Regions from separate parts of the Homo sapiens genome. Here region 2 is linked to region 1. The links are chromatin loops, found by intact Hi-C in ENCODE. Cell type or tissue: HepG2. All regions are shown on one strand. Links, peaks and the distances in the headings refer to the core of each region. The heading gives the core; the rest is flanking DNA. Region 1 holds the start of LOC105375404 (a long non-coding RNA gene). Region 2 overlaps SGCE (sarcoglycan epsilon).

Region 1 (16,302 bases), core at 4,833-12,832:
GAGAGCAGCAAAATTATATGATTTTGTGAAGTGTTGCTACATAAATATGATAGCAACTTTTTCTACACAAAGGGCCTTAGGCAAATCTGTAATTTTTCCAGTATACATAAAATTGTTCAGCCATGTACTACTTAAAATGTTCATTGGTATGCAGCATACCGACCATGTGTTGAGAAATCCAGTTTGGGTAGACTTTAGAACAAAAATAACTTTCTAATACTTTTAGAATATAAAAAGACTGTTGTATATGTGTCAAGTTCACAAACATAAAGAATAAGGTTATCATTTAAAAGAAAGCTTTATACAAAATACTTTTCAATAAAGAGATTATTAATATTTGCTTTTGTGCTTTTTCTTTAGATTTTAGCCTTCATCCTAATAAGAAACATCCCTGGATATGCCCGTTCAGTTTACAGTTCATTTTTTGCTTGGTTTGGAAAAATTTCATTAGAGGTTGGTACATTAATATTTTGCTTATCTTACACAGCCAGGTGTTTCATGTTTGTGTATGTACGTGTGTGTGTGTAAATATCACACATATATGTGAGTATGAAAATCGGACGTACTTTTTTCTAAACTGAAGCTATTATGGAATTACAGGGAAAAGACTTAGAACTTTCAACAATACTAAAGTATTTTGGAATGTTTTTAAGCCTTATTTTTAAATGACTAGATATAGATTACTTGCAAAATATTATTTACGTTGTCTTGAGCTTTCAAGCACAACCAAGATGCTGAGACCAAGAGAGAAAAATATTAGACCAGGTATATAAATGAAATCAAACTGAGGGGATTTTGATTTTTTGTTCATCTCCATAATTAAATATATTACTGGAATTCAGTTTATTGATGCATACCATAATAAAATTTACCCTTATTATGATTGGAAATTGTGGGAGAAAGTATAAACTCATTACATTTTGTGTAAGATACATAATATGAAATTATCTACAAAATCAGTTTGAACAGTAGGTTTTAAAATGTATTCTGAGTAGTCTAAGCTTTATTATTTGAAATAGAATGTTTTAAAACAATTTATATTGTAATAACAACATATATTTTAGAGTTTTTAGAGTATAGGATTTATTAAATTGTCTCTTAAAATAGGGAAAATAAATTCCTCTTTGAGTTCTTGAATAATTGTTCTATTATTTTCTTTGGTCTCATTTATAAGAGAGATTGTATTAGCAGTTGGAGTTCTAAGGAGTAGACTGCAGTGGACTTTTCAGGGCCAGTAGTGAGACAGAATAAAATGGTTTTAGGAAAGCCTTCTAATGTTATTATGCAACCAAATTGTTTAAATTAGGGAAAACTGTAATTTATTCATGGACCCTCTATAAATATCTGACTTAAATATTTTTTCTCCTAGCTATTTATTTGCCAGTATCACATATGGCTGGCAGCGGACACAAGGGGTATCTTGGTACTGATACCTGGAAACCCTATGCTCAACATCATTGTCAGCACTTTCATATTTGTTTGTGTGGCACATGAAATTTCTCAGATCACTAATGATCTTGCACAGATTATTATTCCTAAAGATAACTCATCTCTCTTGAAAAGGTTGGCATGTATAGCTGCATTTTTTTGTGGACTCCTCATCTTATCATCCATTCAAGATAAATCAAAACATTAGGTTCCAAAAATTCTAAAAAACCTAAACTCTTCAGGCTACCTTTGTGTGTCTCTAGAAGAGAAAAGCATCTATCTGGAGATATAAATGTGTATGTAAATATAAACGTTTGTGGCAAGAGGACAGTTCTGTGACATCTGTTGAACATATGTGGTTGTATATATTGGAAATGTACATATCCAATATGAAATACTAAAACAAACAAACAAACAAAAAACCAGAATGCATTGTATAGGATTGCATGTGAAGTCTTTTCTACTGAATCTATATTTCCATTTGTAAGTGATTTTAAGTTAACATATGAAGGCAGGGAAATGATTACCTTTCCAGTAAAAAGTATAGATAATTTAATTAACTTAGTGACACCACCAAGTGTTTTGATATAACTAAATTTGTGGTAATAAGACTGTCTGCACCTGTATTCATTGTGGAACTTCCTCTTTCATTGGAAACTTTCTTACTCAAGAATGACGGCAGTATTGTTTTCTTATATGTGCAATGAAGTGGAATGATAAACAGTATGCCTTTAATTTATATGTGTTCTTGTTCTGATGTTGTTTCCTGAAATGATTTTTCTTCCTAACTGTGGTTTTCGGGTATGCAAGCCTAAATCTTTGTACACTTTGTCTCACAGAATAGTTCTGAGGCTCCATGACAGGGTTTTGTCATTGTTGATGTTATTGTTGCTTCGTTTTATAAAAAAGCCAAAATTTTTTTTCCAATCCAAACGTTCACCTGTTTCCTTTCCTCAAGCTATACCAGTGTAATACCAGTTACCCTGTGGATCCATTTAATATGTTATCCCCACTAATTAATTTTCGTATATTATTTCCAATATTTGGAAAGCTCTTTATAGCCATTTGGTATTTCCTATTACCCACCTCCTATTTTAAATATTTATCAGTCTAAACTTGTGCAGTGTAGTAAACATGCAAGTTGTTACGATTGAGCTGTATTACCATAAGTAGAATTTTAAGTAAACTGGTGAATTTGGGCAATAAATGTTTTTGCTTTTTGTTTGATTTTTTTTTACAAGCTAACTGTTAGAGGTATACATTTATTTATCTGTTGTACAGATTTGATTATGATTTTAATGTTTGAAAGATTGCACTTGTTTGCTTTTACTATATGTGGGGTAAAATATATTTTCTGTTCACAGTATATGAAAATATGGAGTAATTTAAACAGTAAATAAACATTCTGTGGATGCTTATTTTTGTATTGGCAAAGTATCAATTAAACTATATGTGTTCTTTTTCAAAAATGCTGGATCCATTCATGATTGGTTCAAATATCTAATTATTTCCTCAACTTAAATTTGCTTTTTAAATTGCTTAATATGTAGGGGTAGGTTACCAAATGATAGTTGGATAAGGAATCATTTAGTTATCAGAGCTTCAGAGGGTCATCTGCTTTCCACCAAGGAAGTTTAAGCATTATGGTTCATTAGTGATTTTGCTTGAAGATTTTAAAAATGTACTTATTATTTATTTAGCACTGGATTTATGTGCTACTGATATACCTCCATTAATAGAGGAATATTTCTTGGACAGAGATGTGTGTTCTTTCCTTTTCTCTCTTCTTTTGCCCTTACTTAATCTTTTGACATTTCCCAGATAGACAATTGTAATGATTCATTGCTCTGCCTCCTAGACTGCAGCCTTATAAGTAGAGAATAGTATAGTTATAAATCAAAAACTTCCAAGTACTGTGATCACATTATTCTTGTTCATGTAGCTTGCCAATGAGTAGAGTGCATTTTAATTTAGCTTGTAAGTTTTATCACCTGAAAAAGATTCTTCTTGATGAAACAATTGAAAAAGAAAGATGACCAGTCTCCCTGTGTATTTTGGAAGCACTTATGTCTTCAGTAGGGATGCCGCAGTGAATATATGCTTTTCTCTCCTATTTGAACTGAAGCCTAAAACTTACCTGGTGAGCCCTGTTTCTTCATCACTTGTTCTTATTTAATATAAAGCACTATTTTTTACATATAATTATATAATAATCTGTATAATTTAAAAATAATTTATTTGTAGTTAAAAATATTTTTTATATTTGATTTTCTTAATTAGTCTTAAAAGGTTATTGTGGAAGTTGCCACAATGATAGCACCTATATATACGGTAAATGTCTTAATATTTTATTTTCTGCATCGACTCAGATACTGACCATTTGCATTACTCAATCATACCATTCTTTAGAATAAGATTTTTAACAGGATGTTTAGATATGCTAAAGTTGAGATAAAACCACAGAGGTTCTCTAAATTCAGATTTTTCTGTAATAGAAATCACAGTCAGAAATCTACCATCTGGCTTTAAAAGGTACTTGCTTGACTGAATTCTACCTCAATCGTTCCTCCTTTCCTTTGCCAAAACTTCCCATTTTTGTGGGTAGCCAATAGAAGCATTAAAAATTCAGCCCATCTAAATTAATAATGTTTTACAAGGATGTGGGACCCAAGTTCATTTATTATTCTATTCTCGAATGACTTTATACTAAAACCTTAAAACGGGAATGCATCCTGGATATAGTCATTGATATCATAAACTGGATGTGTTCCATGGCTTGCATTGCAGACAATTCAGTGTTTTGTGTAATGAATTGGATGTACCACATGGGAGTCTGTTGCATAACAGGAGATTAGGTAGTATTGTACTTACAGATTTTTGGAACAGTTGAAAGAAATTCAATTCTTCACATCATTCAAGAGAAAAATTACCTTTTTAGCTTAATAGTGAAGACTGAAATAAAGATTGACAATTTTGGTTGGCAGTTCAATCCATCTTACCACTTTGAATATTTCTCTGCAAAGACATTCAAAAATGATTGCATACATTTATGACTTAATTTGTTCATTCTTGTGTTCATTCCCCAAATCATAATTGTGATTTGGGGAAACTTATTTGGCAAGGTGTATTCTGGCTCATTTTCTTATTCTAAAAATGGTTTCCAGAAAAGGAAGTGGTCGTCCAAACTATATTCCCAAAATTGTGGTGTTTGATGACTGATTTCCAGAATAGATTTCTTATTTTATTTAATTAATTAATTAATTTTTTGAGGCAGGGTCTTACTCTGTCACCTAGGCTGGAGTGCAGTGGCGTGATCTTGGCTTACTGCAACCTCCGCCTCCTGGGTTCAAGCAATTCTCCTGCCTCAGCCTCCTGAGTAGCTGGAATTACAGGTGCCTGCCACCATACCTGGCTAATTTTTGTATTTTTAGTAGAGTTGGGGTTTCACCCTGTTGGCCAAGCTGGTCTCCAATTCCTGGCCTCAAGCGATCCACCTGCCTCAGCCTCCCAAAGTGCTGGGATTACAGGCGTGAGCCACTGTGCCTGGCCTGATTTTCTGATTTTAAATCTTACAAAAATTTAATGGCACTATTTGTTCTGCCTTTCCATATTAATAGTCATAGTAGAAACAAGGAGACACAAATGGAAGCTATTTAACTGGCATTCAATGTGGTACCAGAACCTAAATATAACAATATTGGAATACCCAAATTCTGTATATATGTCTGTGTGTGTGTGTGTGTGTGTGTGTGTGTATGTGTGTGTGTGTGTGTGTATATATATATGTATATATATGGAATAATTTCTTTTACAATTACGCAGACATTTATGTTCAAAAGTAACCATTATGAACAATTTGGGGGAAATATGAAATGGAATAAAATACCCTTTGTCTTTCAGGGATTCAGCAGTAAAATTGTCCTGAGCACCTGACATTTTACATCTTAGTAAAAAAGATACTAAAATTGTTTTGCTTTTGTTTTGTTTTGTTTTGAGAGGCAGTCTCGCTCTCTTGCCCAGGCTGGAGTGCAATGGCGCAATCTCGGCTCACTGCATCCTCTGCCTCCCAGGTTCAAGCAATTCTCCTGCCTCAGCTTCCCAGGTAGCTGGGATTACAGGTGTGCACCACCATGCCTGGCTAATTTTTATATTTTTAGTAGAGACGGGGTTTCACCGTGTTGGCCAGGCTGTTGTCGAATTCCTGACCTCAGGTGATCCACCTTCCTCGGTCTCCCAAAGTGCTAGGATATAGGCGTGAGCCACCGTGCCCAGCCAAAAATGTATTAAAATTCTTATTTGGAATTCAAAGTAAAACTAAGAAAAATGGAATAATTAAATGTATTTTCCCTTTATTTTCAAATTAAAATATCTTCAATATTATACATGCCTATGTTATATTAAAAGCTTATACTATCATTCAGTAAAAATAAAGCTTGATTCTATATCTGGCAGTTTTGTTGGTTTGTTTTGTTGTTTTAATTCTTAGGCTTTGTCTTTCTCTTTTCTATCCATCCTTAGTACTTGATTTTTGACTGTAGCTCTTTCATAAGTAGGTTAGTATTTGTTTTGTTTTTAACAAGTCACAGGGTCAAAGTCCTGCTGATAGACGGAATGAATATGCCTTCCTTCATAAGACTAGACTAGACAGGTTTTTGAAGATAACTAATATTGGGAGTGGCATGATGTGTTTTTCTTAGGTTAGTCAGGAGAAAATAGTGGCAGTTATTTCTGGTGTTGAGAGAAAACTAGAACTAAGAATTCAGCACTTTCTTTCCTTGACCCCTTCCATTTTATCCCCACCTCTAGACCCTGTCACTGGGAGAGACAAAGTGATGGAAAAACATTTAGTTGAAGTCTGAGGAATCCAGTACTTCCAAAGTACGTAATGCATAAGGCACATGGAACTGGAGCCCTTTCTCAGAGACTACAAAATTAAAAATGGAAACTATAAAGAAGTAATACCTGGGCCAGAATATCCAGGAAAAGTTTTAGAGTAACGGGAGAAGTGGGATTTGTAAAGTTGTATATTTGGATATATTATTTACACTAATATCAGTGTGGAATGGATGCAAGAATATATAGATTAATGGATAGAATCAGCATAAAAACAGATTTTATCAAAAGATATTAGAATAAGGTAATGGTTTGATTTCACATTACTGGGGAAAGGTAGAAATATTCTTTAAATAGCCCTGGGACTATTGCTTAATTGAGGGGTGAGAGTGATAAATTCCCATTCTTACTCTGTATACCAAAAGAAATATAAAATGATTAATAGGTTTAAAGACATGTAAAATAAACAGTAGAAAATGTAGGTGAACATCTCATTCTTAGATGAGAAATGACCTGTTAAGGCTAAAAGGTAAATCCAGAATTGCTACATCTATTACGTGAAAATTTAAAATTTCAGTATGCCCAAAAACATAATAGAAAAAATACAAGTGGGAACATTTTAGAACATTAATATTTGATGAGAATTTAATGTCCTGGTTCGTGACCAGCCTGGCCAATATGGCAAAACCCCATCTCTACTAAAAATACAAAAAATTAGCCAGGTGTGGTGGTGGGGGCCTGTAATTCCAGCTACTTGGGAGGCTGAGGCAGGAGAATCGTTTGAACCCAGAGGCAGAGGTTGCAATGAGCCGAGATCACGCTATTGCACTCCAGCCTGGGCAACAAGAGCGAAACTCTGCCTCAAAAAAAAATTAATATCCTGGGTATATAGAGAGCTCTTATAGTTTAGAAACACCAAGCTGTTTTCCAAATTTCACTTGGTTCCTAATTCTACACAGAAGGTCACTTCATTCAGATACCTCAATGTTCATTACATAAATAATTTAACTTGGAAGAACATCAGGAAACCACAGTACTCAAAGTTAGGCTTTCTATGGATGCTTTTTGGGAATTGCGGGGAGGGCAAAGATTTTTTAATGGCCACTGTTATGCCTTCCTTAAACATTTTCCAAACTAAAATTAATTAAGACTAGGTTATATTGAGCAGAACTTTGGAACCTAAATGGCCCATCTGTCTGTGTGAGAGCACAGATTCAATTTTTTTTTTTCCTAAAGAGAACCTCGGTCAAACTCTAGAGTATTCTCTCAGAAACTACTGATTATTAAACTCAAGTTTGCCTAAAAGATGTCACTCCTACACCAGCTTAATGTCTCATTAAGACAGTTTTTCTTAGAACCCTAGGGTGGCTGAACTCCAGTCATGAACCGTCAGCTAGCTAATATCTATCTTCTGTGAGTTTGACTGTGGTTAACAGTATTTATAAAGGAATGTTAGGGATTTGCTTTTTATCACTTCCTCAGATACTTTAGAATGTACCTGAGAATTAAGTCTGGCAAGCACCTAGCAAAGACCGCCTGGACAGTAACTTCCTGACTTACCCCTAGAATTTCTCTTGAGTTTGAAGCCATTGGTTAGCATTGCAGGACATTCTATAAACAATTCTATGAAACTCATCATTGTGTCAACTGTAGGAATGTTGATTACATCACACAATGGGCTCTTTTTGTGGAGTCTGAAGTTATTCTGACCTTACTGTAATATTTGCACCTCTTGTAAACAGTTCATTTGCTACTATCTTAGGTACATTGTGAGTTGGCTTTTTATGTTTGCCGATAAGAAGCAAGAGCTAAATTTGTGCTCCATCTAGAAAACAGGGCACTTTGGTATTGTTTATATTAGTCTCATTCTTGATCCCTTTTTCCTTCTCATATACTTCAGATGATGTTATTTGGCTATATTTTGCCTAGCCTTATAAGCCATCTTACATTCTTTTTTGAAATGAGGCAGTCTGGTAGTCCTAAGTGTTTCTTCAGACCACACCAGTCAGGATGATCAAGAGTCATAGTATATACAAATGGTAGTAGTAATATTTTTGCCTCACTGGTTATGTTTGAAAATCCTAGTCTTCCAAGTCATTTATCTCCTCATTAGGGTCCCTGAGTTGCTCACGAAATGTCCCTATAACAAATGTTCACAGTTCTCTGCAATTTATGAAAATAAGGCCGAAAGTTCTCCTTATCCTGTTCACTTCATGTGTTTCTTTTCAGTCGATACAGTTTCCTTTTTTTTTTCTTTGAGATTACCAAAAATTCCAATGGTAGCTATGCCATTTCCTTCTCTAACTGCCAATTGTTTCCTCTTTTGAAATTGCTGCTCTGTGGACCAGATGTCAGGCTGCAAACTCAAGGTGTTGGTACACACTTGCCCTTATGACGTAGCAATAACCTCTTCTATGGATGCTTCTTACTGCCATGTCAACATGTTCCAGTCTGGGAGTGGTTTCATTTTAGACCAGGTGGTCTCCTACTGGGATGTAGTCTCAGCTGACCCCCTTTTTTTTTATGCCAGAGAATGCTGGAGGATTCAGGAAAATTCCTGTATTTTACAGCTTAGTTTTCCTGGCCCTTCAGAAAAATAAGAGACACCGGAACAACCTGATATGATGGTACCTAGAAGGAGTAAGATCTTCCTTATGCTCAACCCTATCTTACATACAAAGGCCTTTGTAGAAACAGCAGTATCACCTTTAGGGGGGTTCTGCTCTATGAATCTCCAATGATGTATGACAAAGTGAGTAGTGACTAAATTGCTGGAGAAATGAGTAGCAAGAAGGGACATGGAACCTGAAGACGTTGAGTGGACCACACAAGAAAAGTGGTTATACTACCTCCCTCCTTACCCCCTTTTCCAAATATCCTAAACGGAGGCAACATTAAAGAGGCGTCTTCCATGCAAGGGTCAGAAAAGGCCTCTGTGGAGATAATAGTTAAGCTCTGGAAAACTCTTATACATAGCTAAGGAATTTGAGGAAAAACAATTTTTTGGTGGTTTGGTCAATTAGAGAATGAAGCCATAACTAATTACTTACCACTTTCAATTTTTTTCTTAAAATGCCTGCTTATTTTTTTTTATCCTTGTGCAACTTAAGGGCTTGTCTTTTTCTTGGTAATTTAGAAGTATTCCTTGTGTAATAAGGATGAAAACTCTAATTTTGCAAACACTTTTCCCAGTTGCCAGTTGTCTTCTGTTTTGACTGTTATTTCTTACATTTTTTGTTTTATCAAATCCATACATTTTTCATTAATAGCACAGCCCTCATTTAGCCCCCCTCCCCCACGCCCCCGCTGAAAGCTGGCTACCATTTTTATCATTTGGTATATGTCCAGAGCAGTATCCCTAAGTGTGGAATGTGTTGCCCCCAGAACCCAAAGAGCCTACTAGGCACTAGGAGCTTCTTTCTTTGCAGTAGGGAATACAAGATGCAGCAATGTGTTTTTTATTTTGATGGACATGTCTTGTCATAGCCCTGACTGCTGGACTCTTAAAAAGTGTACTTAAGTGGCAAGACTACTAGTCTTTTAATGGCTTATTTCCCATACTCTAGAGTACGCATGTCTCACCAAGACCTCCAGTGTGATAACCAGTTTATGAGCATGATGTCCTCAACATAATCAACATAATATCCTATGGGATGTTTAGATAGTTTAGATCTCTTCAGACTATTTTATGACACAGCAAAAGAGTTACCATAGCGAAGAAGCAAATGAGTATTTTTGTCTCTTTCATGTGAATGCACACAATTTCTGATTAGAATGGAAAGAACACATTCACTAAGCCAGTAGACATGTACCTGAGGCCTTACTACTCTGCTCTAGCAATGAAACTGTGTCTGGCACAACAGTTGTGGTCCAGGCTACTGCTTGGTTGAGCTTGTTGTAGTGTACTGATATTCCTCAAGATCCATCTGGTTTCTGCAGGGCCAGACTAATGAATTAAAGTGATATGATAGGGACCACTATCCCTGCATTCTTTGGATCTTTAATGGTTGCACTAATACCTTCCATCACCCCTGGGATAAGAAATTGTAATTTACCGTCTTTGGCAGTTAGGGAGGCAGTTTCAAAGTCTTCCACTTGGCCTTCATCCTCTATGATAGCTCTTGCCCCACAGGCAAAGGACCCAATTGAGGCTAACTTCAATTTTCAAGTATATAAATTCCAATTATACATTCAGGAAATGACTGCAGGGTCCTGGCTAAAGTAGTAGTAAATGGGGTGCATGGTCCAACAGGATGGATCCATGGACATAGTGAACCTACTTTGGCCAGAACCCCATTTACTACTTAGTCTTTGCGTGCGCCCACTCTGAAGGCCATGAAAATACTTTGGGTCTTCATGTATCAATGTCAAATAGTTGTCAAAAAGGCTGGTTACTCTCCTTTTAACAGCAACAATCACATTAGTAAATGTCTGTAAATCTCTATGAGGGAAGAACTGAAGAAAGCTTTGCAGTACTCTATATCTTTGTCATTGCATTGCAGGGTTCTTTCTCTTGGGAAATTGGCTAACTCTTTAGGTAATGGGTTCCAGATCTGAACATAGTCTCAGATCTGGGAAATCAGCAAGGAATTGCAGTGCTTTATTGGGCTACAGCTCTCAGCCTCCTGCTCCTCTATTCTTGCCTTCTGGTTGTATATGTTAAGTAGCACAGTAATTCGCTGCCCATCTATTTTTCCCCTAGAGACACCATATTCTATTATCTATGTATACTACTCCTTCCCATTAAGACCCTTTGGCTACCCCCAAGACTCTAATGGTAAAGCAACTCTGACACTTATGTGCCACTACCTGGCCTCTATTATTTTGGGGCCTATCAACCCATTGTGAATAGCAAGACTAGTTCTGTGTATATTCCCAACCCATGTTTCAGAGTCCCAGGCTTCACATAAGGGTCCTAAATTTAGCGTAATAGACCTGCCTTGGCTGAGCATTTAAACACCTCTGGTGCTCTGTAACCCTAGTTATTAAATCCTGAACTTACCACCCACTGAAGGTATAGTTCCTCTTTGTAAGCGTCCTAAAAGGTCCTGTGGCTGTAAAACTTAGCTTATGTCTGTTAACTGCCTTCAGCTTCTCATCCTCCATCTACAGGACAGTCATACAAGTGAGCAATAACCCACTGACTTAACTGTCCCTGTAGGTGCTGTTCCTCCCAAAACCTTCAAATGCCTCAATTATCACATTAGTAAGGATGCTTCCCTCCACCAGGACATTCTCCCAGGTCACCACTAATGGAAATTTCAGCAATTAAGCTATCACCTATCCCAAGGACTTCATGATTCACATTCTGCTTAGTAAGGGCTTCTCGTTGCCTGCCGAGCATGAGTGAGCCAGTCTCCTAACCTCATCTAACCATATACATTCTCAGACCATTCCAGGTGCCAACTATGTCACTTTGGGTTCCCTAGAAGCAGACAGAATCATATGTGCAATACATTTGCTAAGGAAAATACTTGTGAAGGATAAAGGGGAAAGGTACCAGGGGTAGTCAGAGAATTGGGTAAGAAGAGCTTCAGAATGCAATGTAGTTTCAAGAAAGTCTTGGCTAGGATGATGGGGAGCTCCAAAACCAAGATTACCATTGGAAGTGTCAATCATTGAGCGGGAATGAGCTGGCTCTAGTACCGCTTCCATGCCCAGTCATTGGCTGGGATCAGCAGCCCAGGGAGAGCCAGGACTTCCTCACAATAGGTTTTTTGAAGGGAGAGCTGAGCAGCATATTTTCATGTCAACCACAAAGAATGAGGTGAGCATTTATAGTTAATAACAAATGAATGCAGAAATTTACAATTAAATTCATGGGCTTCATCAAAACACCAGAAATAAAACTGGGAATAGAATCATGTATATGTGAAAATTCTTAGTACAGTGTACATAGAATTTTATAAGCAAGGAAAGGAGGGAAACAAAATATAATTTAATTTTTATCTAATTTCTGATAAAGAATAGCTCAAGCATATAAACAAAAGAAAGCAAAATGAATGTGATTATAATACTTATAAAAAAGAAATATTTCTTAGTCAAAAGAAATGCTGCAAACAAAATTAAGAGTCAAATTGAAAAAAAAAACTTGACAAATAGACCACTTTTAACATCCTTACATAAAGAACTCTTACAATTTTTTTTAAACACAGGTTTTCTCCAACTTATGGCTGTTTCATAGTTGAATGATTCCATATAGTACTTTAATTCCATTACTTTGGTCTCCATTACATAAATAGTTTAACTTGGAGGGTGCATCAGGAAGCAACACTGCTTAAAGCTAGGCATTCTAATGGAAGCTTTATTGACTTTTCTCTCTCTTTTTTTCAAATGTGCCATAGTGGGCTTTTGGTTACACCTTCCTTAAACATTTAACAGAGTAAAATTATTGAGTCTGTGCTATATGGAGCAGAAATCTGGGCCCTCAATTGACCATTTGTCTGTGATTAAGAGCAAATTCAGTTTCTTCCTGAGGAGAACCTTAGCCAGGTCTTAACTACCCCTCGGCTCATCATGGTGTGGCAGTATGATGGCTCTTCTGGTTAGGCTTTTTAGCATGCAGAAATATTTCTCCTAACCCTGGTGGATCCTCTAGCAGTTTATACTTGAATTTGTACTCTCAATCATCCAAACAGAATGGCTATACTCCAGATATTTACCAGAGGTGTTACACACTTTCACATTTATTCTGCTAACTGTGATGTTTAGTCTTACTGCTTCCATCCTTTTTTTTTTTTAATCTTTCTGTTACAGATTTATTTCCTATTGGAACCAAGTCTGTGAGTTCACACCCACATACCAGATTTTGCTTCGTGATTGTCAGAGGCTAGAACTCATCCATCTTGTTTAATATGTATTTTTTGTTGACTGCTCTTTATTATAGTGATTTATTTTTCTCTTTTCTAACATGTTGAAATGGCCTAGTTTTTATTTATTCTCTATTGATTTGAGCCTCCTATGCCCTGCTTCTGTCATACCAGTGGTTACCTTATCTTTCTTCAGAATTCTAATATCTGAGTAGGGCCATGTAAAAGAAAGACATATTATTGAAACAAAAATGAAAATTGCCATGAGCCCCTTTTTTACCTCATGAAGCATGTGTATACTTCATTTTTGGCAAGGTACTAGCCTTGAAAATACCAGTGCAGTAAGGGGATTTCAGAAAGAAGACACCAGAGAGTTTGTAAGCCCCTGTCTCTCAACATTGTGGTCATCTTTAAAATACCAGGGAAGCTATGTGGAGAGAACTGAAATAGGAATGTCTACTGTTGCCAGCCTATGCCTGCTAGCTTCTTTTTTCAAAGGCAAGGTCCTTTATTATTTCCTTGTTATGTATGTATTTTTGAATAGGGAATAAATTTAGATGGTTCAAAAATAAAATATTAAGGGCAGATAGTGAAAAGTTTTATTTTTCCTCTACAATTCCTCATCTACCTAGTTCCCATGACTACTACTCCCCAACTACACACAGCCAGTCTTACTAGCTTTTTATGTATTCTTACAGAGTTCCTTTATACATTATAAGGAAATGGAAATATATATTCCTTTAACATTTATCCTAAATTAACGTATAAAGTTCATATGATTCCAACATGAATATCAACAGGTTTTTTAAGAAATAAGCTGATTCTGAATTGTATTTGGAAAAATAAGAATTGCAAGAAAACCTCTGATTTAAAAGAAGAGCAGTATGGGAGGGTACTTTCACCAGAAATAAAAATGTATTATTTTATAACATTGTATGAAATAATATATTAGAAAGCCTCTCTAATTAAAACTGTGTGGAGCTAATGCATGAATAGCTAGTGATACAGAGTAAAAAGTACATAAATCGTCCCATACATGTCTATGAATTTAGTATATGCTATAGGTAGCAACTCAAGTCAGTTACAAAAAAGATGGATTGTTTAATAAATAATACTGGCAAGAAGGTTGTCATTTTAAACAAAATTAAGTTGGATCCCTACCATACATCATAAAAGTATAGAAAAAATACAAATGATATCCTGTATTACTTTGGAATGATAAAGTATTCTTTATTCAAAAACTATTCAAAATCCAGAAGTCATAAAAGATTGACAAAATCTGCTATGTTAGAAAAAAATTTTTGCAAAGCAAAAACAAGTAAATCCAAAGATAGACTGAGAAAAGGCATTTGTATCTTATATTATAGACAAAAGGCTAATCTCCCCAAAATGTAAAGACTTCCTAGGCATTGATGATAAAAGAACAAACGACAGATAAGTGAAGTGGGTGCTATGGTCTGAATGTGTATGAATTAATATGTTGAAACCTAATCACCAATGTGATGGTATTTGGAGATTGGGCCTTTGGGAGATGATTAGGTCCTGAGGGCAAACCCTCATGAATGGGATTATTGCCCTTATAAAAGAAGCCCCAGAGAGTTTCCTTGCCCCTTCCACCATGTGTGGACACAGAAAATGGCTATCTAGGAATCAGGAAATGGACCCTTTCCAGACATCAACTCTACCAGCACTTTGATCTTGTACTTCCTAGCCTTCCATACTGTGAGAAATAAATTTCTGTTGTTCATAAACTACCCAGTCTCTGGTATATATTATAGCAGCCCAAATGGACTAAGAGGGGAAGCAGTATAAGCAAACTATTCACAGAAAGGGAAATATTAATGCCTTTGAAATATACGATAAGATACAAGTTGATAAGACACTGTGTTGAGTGAAGGTTATGGCAGGACAGCACAGATGCATTGCTGTGGGAATATAAATTCCTAGGGTCCCTATGGAGGGCAGTCTAGATATACATATTAAAAAATGCATATACCACATCTGGTAACTTATACTCATATTGGTGGAAAAGGGTATATAAATAAGGTCATTCACTGCAGTATTACTTGTAATTGTAATTGACTGTACAATTGATAATTGTAATTGGAACTAACATCATCAATAAAGGAATAGTGGATTGATGATGTGGTAACCATGCTATATAACACCATGTAGTGCTAACAAAGAATGGGGAGATTATGTATTTATAGGGAAAAATCCCAAGGAATATTGCTAAGTGAAAAAAAAATTTCAGAAATCTGAGTATATTTTGTTTTTAAAAAGACAGGGTCTCACTCTGTCACCCAGGCTGGAGAGCAGTGGTGCAGTTTTGGCTCACTGCAGCCTCAACCTCCTGGGCTCAAGTAATCCTCCTGTCTCAGCCTCCCAAGTAGTTTAGCACCTCTGTGCTTGGCCAATTTTTAAATTTTTTGTATAGATAGGAGTCTATCTATGTTGTCCAGACTGGTCTAAAAATCCGGGCCTCAAGTGGTCCTCCCACCTCAGCCTCCCAAAGTACTAGGATTACAGGTGTGAGCCACCACACCAGGCATGAAGTGTGTCTCTTGTAGACAGCATATCGTTGTATCATTAAAAAAACTCCATTCTACCAATCTCTGACTTTTTTTTTTTTCTTTTTTGAGACAGAGTCTTACTCTGTCACCCAGGCTGGAGTGCAGTGGTGTGATCTCGGCTCACTGCAAGCTCTGCCTCCCGGGTTCATGCTATTCTCTTGCCTCAGCCTCCCAAGTAGCTGGGACTACAGGTGCCCGCCACCATGCCCAGCTAATTTTTTGTATTTTTAGTAGAGACAGGGTTTCACCATGTTAGACAGGATGGTCTTGATCTCCTGACCTTGTGATCCGCCTGCCTCAGCCTCCCAAAGTGCTGGGATTACAGGCGTGAGCCACCGCACCTGGCCCAATCTCTGACTTTTCATTGCAAAGTTTAATCCATTTAAAATACGAGGATTTACTTCTGCCATTTTATTAATTATTTTCTGCCTGTCTTATTATTTTTTTGTCCCCTATTTCCTCCACTACTGCCTCTTTTCATGTTTAGTTGATTTTTCTGTAGTGAAAGGTTTTGATTCCCTTCTCACTTCTTTTTGTGTACCTTCTATAATTATTTTCTTTGTTATTACTATGGTATTCATATTTAACATCCTAAATTTGAATTGATAACTGCAATAGCATACAAAATCTCTGCTTCTATACAACTGTATCCCCTTTTA
Region 2 (8,000 bases), core at 1-8,000, 81 kb after region 1:
TAACTGTTTAATTCTAGTCAGCAAATATTTGTTGTATGTCAATACAAGGAGTATGTGGGGATACAAGACAACCAAGGCATAGTTCCTGCCCCTGAAGGAGCTTACAATCTATGGGGATTGGCAATTCATGTACATATACATATACATACATACACATATATACACACACACATATATAATAAATCATACTAATTATACACACAAATGGTAGAAAGCATACGTGCTATAAGAACACTAATGGGGAAGCAATTATCTCTGGCTAGGAATGTTGTTAAGTTTAAAGTACCTTTTAAATTCACAGTTGAATTTTCCTCACACTGGCAGCAATGACTAGCATAGGGGTTAAGGAATACTAAGTAGGGGCTACTGCAAGAGTGTCAGATAGCAGTCAGGGTGAAGCACAAGGAAACAAAAAGTGGTGCCAATTACAAGACACCTTGTAATGGAGATAATACTGACATGGAGATAATGGAGATAATACTGACAATACTTTTTCAAACTGCTAGGTGCAGGGATAAAAGGAGAATCAAAGACGCCTTTGAATTTTTTATCTAGAATGACATAGAATAGCAATACTTTAGGAACCTCAGAAAAGTCAGTTTCAAGAGAAAGATGATTAATTTGATTCAGGATATGTTAAACTTAGGGTACTAGTTGGACATCTAGGTGAAACTATCTGAGAAGAAGAAGATAATGTAATGGGGCTTCACATACAGATTTAAAGTTCTTCTCCAGAGAAATGATTATTGAAGCCAAAGCCCTAGTGTGATTCCTTAAAGATACCATGTCCCTGGTAACACATACATCAGGCTCTTACATAGAAAGTGATCTGGAGCAAATATATGTTCCTGTTCTTATTGATCCTGTTTTTCACCATCCAAACTGCCAATCTGCTGTCTACTCTCTGATTTTTCACCCTTACATTTTAGACATGATAGATTTGGGCACCAGTTTTTTCTGATTACAATATTGGCTCTCCATCCTATTCTCCCTTGGGCTACTTTAGGTAAGTTCCTTGTGGATTCAGCTCAGCCCAAGAACTGCCCATGGGATTTGTCCTAGCTTCTGTGTGTTTGTTTTGTTTGTTTTTTGTTTTTGTTTTTTTGAGATGGAGTCTCACTCTGTTGCCCAGTCTGGTGTGCAGTGGCGTGATCTCGGCTCACTGCAACCTCCGCCTCCTGGGTTCAAGAGATTCTCCAGCCTCAACCTCTGGAGTAGCTGGGACTACAGGCATGCACCACCATGCCTGGCTAATTTTTGTATTTTTGGTAGAGATGGGGTTTCACTATGTTGGGCAGGCTGGTCTCGAACTCCAGGCCTCAGGTGATCCGCCTACCTCGGCCTGCCAAAGTGCTGGGATTACAGGTGTGGGCCACTGCACCCGGCCTGTCCTAACTTCTGGACCTGAAATGCAGTAAGAAAGAATGCTCAAAAGGTAAGAGGGACAGCAAAAGCAAAACAACATGTTAATAAATACATTAACATATCAAAAGCAGAGGATGATTCAGCAAAGAAAGAGAGAAGCAGTCACAGAGGTTGAAAAATGAAGTCTGAAGAGTAACATAAGCCAACAGAAGAGAGATGTCAAGAAGGAGAGTGTGATCAACATCCTCACTTACTGCAAAAAGGTCAAAGAGGATGAGAGCTTAGAAAAGACTGCTAGATTTGAAAAGTGAGAAGTTACTGGTGACTCCTTGAAAGTGGAGTTCTGATAAAGTGGTGAGAGTAGAAGCCAAACTGCAAAAGGTCAAGATGTAGATGCAGAAATTACAGTTAATCTTTCAAGAACACTGGTCAGAATAGGGAAGCAAAAAGATCAAATGATAGACTGAAGAGTAGCAAGGTGGACAGAAGGTTGGTTATTTTAGTAGGGATGACATATTTTGTATCTAAATAGAGGAAAAGATGTAAGGGGGGAAGAGATTAAGGATAAAGAACAGGAGCATAACTGATAAGATACAATCCAAGAAAAGGTAGAATGGGTAGGACCAAGCATGTGGAAGTAAGGAAAATACTTTGGGCATGAGAAAAGGAAAGGAAAGTGAAGACAGCAACAGTTAGTGGAGTATAGCAAACTTAACTTTAAAAGAGCTCCCCACCTTAATAAATCAGAAGTAAAAGGCATATTTCCTTTTCAAACTGAATTTTCAGTAAAAATCTGAACTTAAGCTAAATTATGAAAAATCCAACCCTTCAAAATGAGAAAAGAATACAATTCAAAACCCAGATTATTATTATTATTAGTAGTAGTAGTAGTGTTTTTAGAGATGGGGTCCACTATGTTGCCCAGGCTGGACTAGAACTCCTGGGCTCAAGTAATCAATCATCCTACCTCAGCTTCCCAAGTAGCTAGGACTACAACCACTGCTGGGACCACTGCAACCGGCTAAAACCGAGGCTACCGATTTAATCATGACACATTGTATGCTTGTATCAAAATGTCACAGGCACCCTTTATATATGTACAACTATTACATATCCATAATTAAAATTTTAAAAAGTTGTTAAACCCAGGTTATTAAAAACAAACAAAACCTCAGGTGATCATGTCAGTGACACCTAGGAGTACAAATCAAAATCCACAGCACCCCCCAAAATAAGCTACTGAATTTGTATTCAATTTAAAATATATGTCAAATTAAGAATATTAATTTTATCTACTAAATGACCAATCTTATGAATTTCTCTAATAAATGGCTTATTTAATAACGGAAGTTATGTATTTTTAAATCCAGATGAATAATACAGGAGGCATTTCCCAATAATTTAAGCTAAAACAGGATCAGAAATGCTAATAGTCTCTTGTGGCAAAATACTCCACCCCCAGGGTTTTTCCTGATGGCTATGTTCCAAAAGCAACATGCTGGTTACATAGGAAGCACGTAGGCAGCTCCCCCAAAATACATATTCACATGTACCCCCAAAATATACATAGTAAAAAATTCTAAAACACATATTCATGACTCCACCATGGAGAGTCTAGGTAGATGGGTTACACAATTCCGTCAGGTAATTCACATACAAAACTGTGAACTCTAGAAGACAGAGGAGCCATTACAGAACCCAAAGAAATATAAACTATTACCTGAAAACCCTACCCATTCCAACCTCCAACTGATTTACAGGTACAACCAATTTGTAAAAACATGCAAGACCTTGCTGGATAGTGGAATATCCCAACTAGAAGGACAAGAAACAGGTGGCCAAATTCTTCTCTACAATGTTCCAAAGAACAATGTATTTGTGGATATGACAAGCAACATTTAGATTTAACTGCTTCCCATCACCAGCTCCTGAGCAAGGTACTTTCACATATACTGTCTAATTCAATCCTTACAAAACCAAATCATCTATTAATGTGTCTGAAGATTATAGGGGCTTAATCTTAAAGCATAATGAAGTAAATCCTGCAGGCAAGCAGACACTCTATAGAACTCTCCATTTCTCCATGAACTGGGTAGTTACCATAAAGAAAGAATGGGGTGAGTGCCCAGGCAGCTTCTCTTTTGTTCCTTCCTTTATTCTAGCTCAGTGGTTCTCAGACTATGTTGTGCATAAGAATTATTGTTCAGAGTTTTATATACAAAATTACACATATTATACCTTATGGGCTATTTAAAGGATTTACTAGGATAATTTTAGGTCTATGGAATTTTTTCTTACACTCTTGCTTTTAGAATCCTACTAACCCAGCATAAGATTTAACACCACTACATGTCCTTGGCTAGTGAATCAATGCATCATTGCTCATACTTTCCAGGTCCTGCATAAGGGCAGTCTAGTTGGCTTTTACAGGATTCAAAAAGCAAATTGAATTGGTGTCTCAATTGTTTAAACAGAGAGGCAGGGTAGAATAGTTTAAACACAACACACAGATATTGCTGTATTTCAAGGCCAGCACTGCTTTTGAACACATTCATTTTTTAAAAGTTTGTATTGATCCAGATGAAGTCCTACTTTGACCACAGAAGACTGAAGTCCAATAAATCCCAATAAAAGGACAATGTTTTATGGCTCTACTCCCCAGGCAATATCACTAAAGGCAAGACACGATGCCACGAATGATGTGCTTAAACCAAGTCCCACATATTGAGGGAGAAACTTTAATAATAGGGAAATAACTATTTATTTTTAATTGTGTGTCCAATATCATGGATCCACTTGACTAACTTCTTGTATAGAAAAGTATTGTATTCTGTACATTGACAAGTACAGAATACTCATTGAAAAAGGCTAGTATTTTAAAGTTTAATTTTCATTAGAAAAGGACCAATGCATTTTTTTATGTGAGAATGGATTTCTCTAGGACGGAAAAATATGACTCAATATTTAAAATATGTATCCTACCTACAACTTTTCAAGATTAAATCTAATGTGTAAAGATATGTCAACCTTGTAGAGACTGGTTCTTGGACATCCTCCAAAGACACTGGACTATCCTCAGGAATCTTAAAAGGAAGAGAACGCCACTGTGCTCACCAGGTTCATGGTAATCTACATTACAATTATATCTGGGTGTGAGTTTTACTCTAGTTCATAAACACAAAAACAAAACATCATATGCATCTTGCATTTACAAAGCCCAAGCTAAGAAGGCATTCACACAATTAGCCAGGATATCACTGTACATAATTTAATCATCTTTTCAATGTTCCCCCTTCTAAATCATCAAAGCCTAAATTAATCCAAAGGTGGCTGGCATGCCTTCACCTTCCCTAGAAACCATATGACAGTTAAAGTTTGTCTTAAGATTCCATGATTCATTTTGAGTCTTGTAGCGGCATGACTACATTTCATCTGGCCTGGGGCAAGCACTCTCTGAAGAGATATTACTGTTTCCCAAACCTGAATAATTTGCTGACTGGGGGAGGAGAGGATTGCTATTTAATAAAAGTAATTGAAGAGCTGTGAATAGTGACTGATTGCTGATGAGCTAATCAGAATATCAAGGAAGGGAAATAATAAATAATAACTTATTCAGACATCACTGTCCAAGTAAACAGCCGGATATGCCAAATGAAATTTAATCTGATTATCATACTCACCTTAAAAGCAAACTGTCAAGTCTTTCTCTGTCCACTACTTCATTTGTCTCTTTCATATTCCACTGTAAGGGGGATGAAAGACTTTGTTTTCAGAAGTTGGTTATATAGCTCACGTGTCCGGCATCCCTTCCCTTCTCTTACCATCCCCATCCAAGTTGTTACGCTGCTCCCTGACCCTCTACATTTTTCTCTTCCCTTCTTTTATGCAATTCTCCTCATTTCTTTTAAAATTGTTTCCTACATCAAAACATTATTTTTACATTTTTCTCTCTAAAAAATGTAAGTTGGCCATTACTTTTCTTTAGCTACAATGTCTTAAATACTAAGTGCTGGATACTACACCAAGGGTTGTACACATATTAACTAATGTAATCCTTACAATGACTATGTTAAGTAGGCAGTATTCACTCTATTTTACAATGAGACTACCAAGTTTAAGAAAATTATGTTAACTCACCCCAGGTCTTATGTTTACTAAGTGGCAGAGTTGAATTTTTAACCCATTTCGTGGTTGACTGCAAAGTCTATGTCATGAACACATCAATACTACCCCCAAATACAGTCATGCATTGCTTAATAATGGAGATACTTTTTGAGAAATGCATTGTTAGGTGATTTTGTTGTGCAGTCAAAGAATGTACTTACACAAAATGATATACACATTTTTATTTATATATATTTTTTCATATATAAAGCCAAAGTTCCCATCACCATTACTATGCTACTACTGTGCAGTGGAAATTAATCTCATGCACTATGGGCACCAAAACAAGAACAAAAACAATTTGTTGAAAGAAGAAAGCTTTAAGTTTTGGAACCTATGGGGAAAAAAATGGCTTTACTGAGGAGGACTGTTTACCCCAACCTCTGAAAGGAGTTGGGAAAAGATAATCCTAAAAGAAATGTTACAGCAAGGCTTTAAATGAAGAATGCCAGAAGAAGCTAAAAAAATTAGATATAAGAGACTTTAGAGTGAAATAAAACTGTAGTACAGAAAGGTAGTGTTTAACATCAGTCTTTACAGACAGTGTCTGGGTTCAAATCCTAATTTTTGTCCATTGGGCAAGCTACTCAATGTTTCTGTGCCTCATCTGGAATAGAATAGTACCCATATCAGTGACATACTGTTGAGTATTAAATGACATAATGTATTTAAGAACTTTAGAAGAATGCCTAGCATATAATGATGTCCCCCAAAAATGAAAACTATTATTACATTTACTCTTCAACTAATTTGAAGAAAATTTTGGATTTCTTTAAATACAATCGTTTTTAAAAATATATCTTCAAATGAAAAAAAACTATCATCACTACAGGTGGCATTATATAATAATACTGCACTCTCATTTTTTTCCACAATCATGACACATATGAAAAATGATATTCTATAGAAATATATAGTAGAGTCAACTGTAGAGGCTACTCAGAAGAGGCGACAGCCATACCAAACTCCACTACACTCGTTGTCCAAGGACTAAAAAGATGGCATCTCAGCCAATCCTCATTCTCTGCACTTAGCCAAGTTGAGGGCTGCAGTTTAACCCTTTTGAGGGAAGCCTGATGTAGTAAGAAATGAATTACATCGATATTTATATTCTGACTCTCATAAGCTTTTAGATATTTATTCAGAGGAAGCAATGCAGCAAAAGCAAAAAGTTATGTGTGAGCAAGACTCAACTGCATTAAACACAATATCAAAATTGAGTGGAAAGTTAAACGTTCAATATAAGAAGTTTTGGTTTGACAGAATAGTTAATGGAGAAGAGAAGGTTACTCACTTCTCTTGGTATTTTCTGCTCCTTTGCTCAAATAGCCTGAGAAGATAAGTCTGGGTTTCCACTCATGGGAACAGAACTATATATCTCAGATGAAACAGGAACACCAGTGGAAACTTTAACAAAAACAATGCATATAAGCAACAGTTATATGCACCATTACAATTTAATGTCCTCACTTGCACAATGTTGGACTATTGTGAAAATAATAAAATTAGTGAAAAGCAGAATACAAAACAGTATACAGGCACTATAAAATCTAGTGTAATAGTGCAATCTAGTGGAAAAGGATTAAAAAGCCAAGTGTATGAGCTATTGGGTTAGGGACGTAAAGCTGCAGGAAAAATTTCTGTTCACAATAAAAAATATAACAATGCTCACATGCTCTTTCCAACTAAGTAACCTCTAAAAAAGAAATATTCTTATATTGTATGTTTGCTTTAAATTGTTATTAATTTCCTTAATTATAAAAATCCATACATTCTCATTGTACTATACTTTCCAATAGTATAACCAGGAGGGTACAAAATATAAATGTTCTCCCTCATATCCCTGTTGCCATCCCACCAATGTCACTGCCTAGCGTATCTACCCTTAATCGTCCTCGTGTCTTTCCATATTCTATGTGTGTACACACAAAAACACATACCGTGCTCTTTTTTGCATAATATGATCACATTTTTTCACTTAGAATATATCTTGAACATGTTTACATGATAGCACATTTTAAGGCTACATCATTTTCTGCTATGTGTCTCAATCATAATTTATTTATCATCACCTCAAACTAAGCTTGTCCAAACTAGGACCCATACTCTTTCCCTTAAAAACTGATCCTATTCCAGCCCTCTTCATCCTGTGTGTGGCACCACCATCTGTCCTCATGTAGATGACAGAAATCTGGAAATCATCCTTGAAATCTCCTCCCGACAAACTTAGCACCAAATTCAATGCAACACTCACTTCTGTTGGTTTTTACCCCCTAAAATATCCCTCCTATCTTCATCTCCCCATCACCACGCTAGCCCACAAGGTCATCAACTCTATCCTCAATTACTAAAGGAGCTTACTAGTCTGCTGCAAACTATTCTGACCCCTCCAACCTTTTCCTCACAAACAGCTAAAGTGCTCTTTTTGAAATGCAGATCTGATCATGTCCTGGTTAAATCCCTGCAAAGAT

Evidence for each region. Peaks named below come from ENCODE experiments on the same cell type or tissue, not always from the same donor. Only the 100,000 strongest peaks of a DNase experiment are listed, where the experiment ranks them.
Region 2: it touches region 1 in a loop (2.8-fold over the local background); 3 of 110 quality-filtered maps call a loop at or near these places.

Annotation. Positions count from the first base shown.
Region 1 is chr7:94,554,123-94,570,424 of GRCh38, forward strand. It overlaps CASD1 (CAS1 domain sialic acid O acetyltransferase 1), which reads left to right. Exons shown (of 18, transcript NM_022900.5): 17 at 361-453; 18 at 1,370-2,897. The coding sequence ends at 1,636. LOC105375404 (a long non-coding RNA gene) reads right to left here and starts at 4,373. Exons shown (of 4, transcript XR_007060433.1): 1 at 4,300-4,373. RefSeq lists an enhancer at 1,988-2,037. In HepG2, for the core only: no CTCF peak of the experiment used is centred there; DNase peaks (open chromatin) are centred at 6,029 and 7,929.
Region 2 is chr7:94,639,561-94,647,560 of GRCh38, forward strand. All of the region lies in intron 1 of SGCE (sarcoglycan epsilon), which reads right to left. Among named protein-coding and RNA genes, the nearest start is that of SGCE, 13 kb to the right of the region's middle. RefSeq lists enhancers at 777-1,278, 1,279-1,778. In HepG2, for the core only: no CTCF peak of the experiment used is centred there; a DNase peak (open chromatin) is centred at 3,831.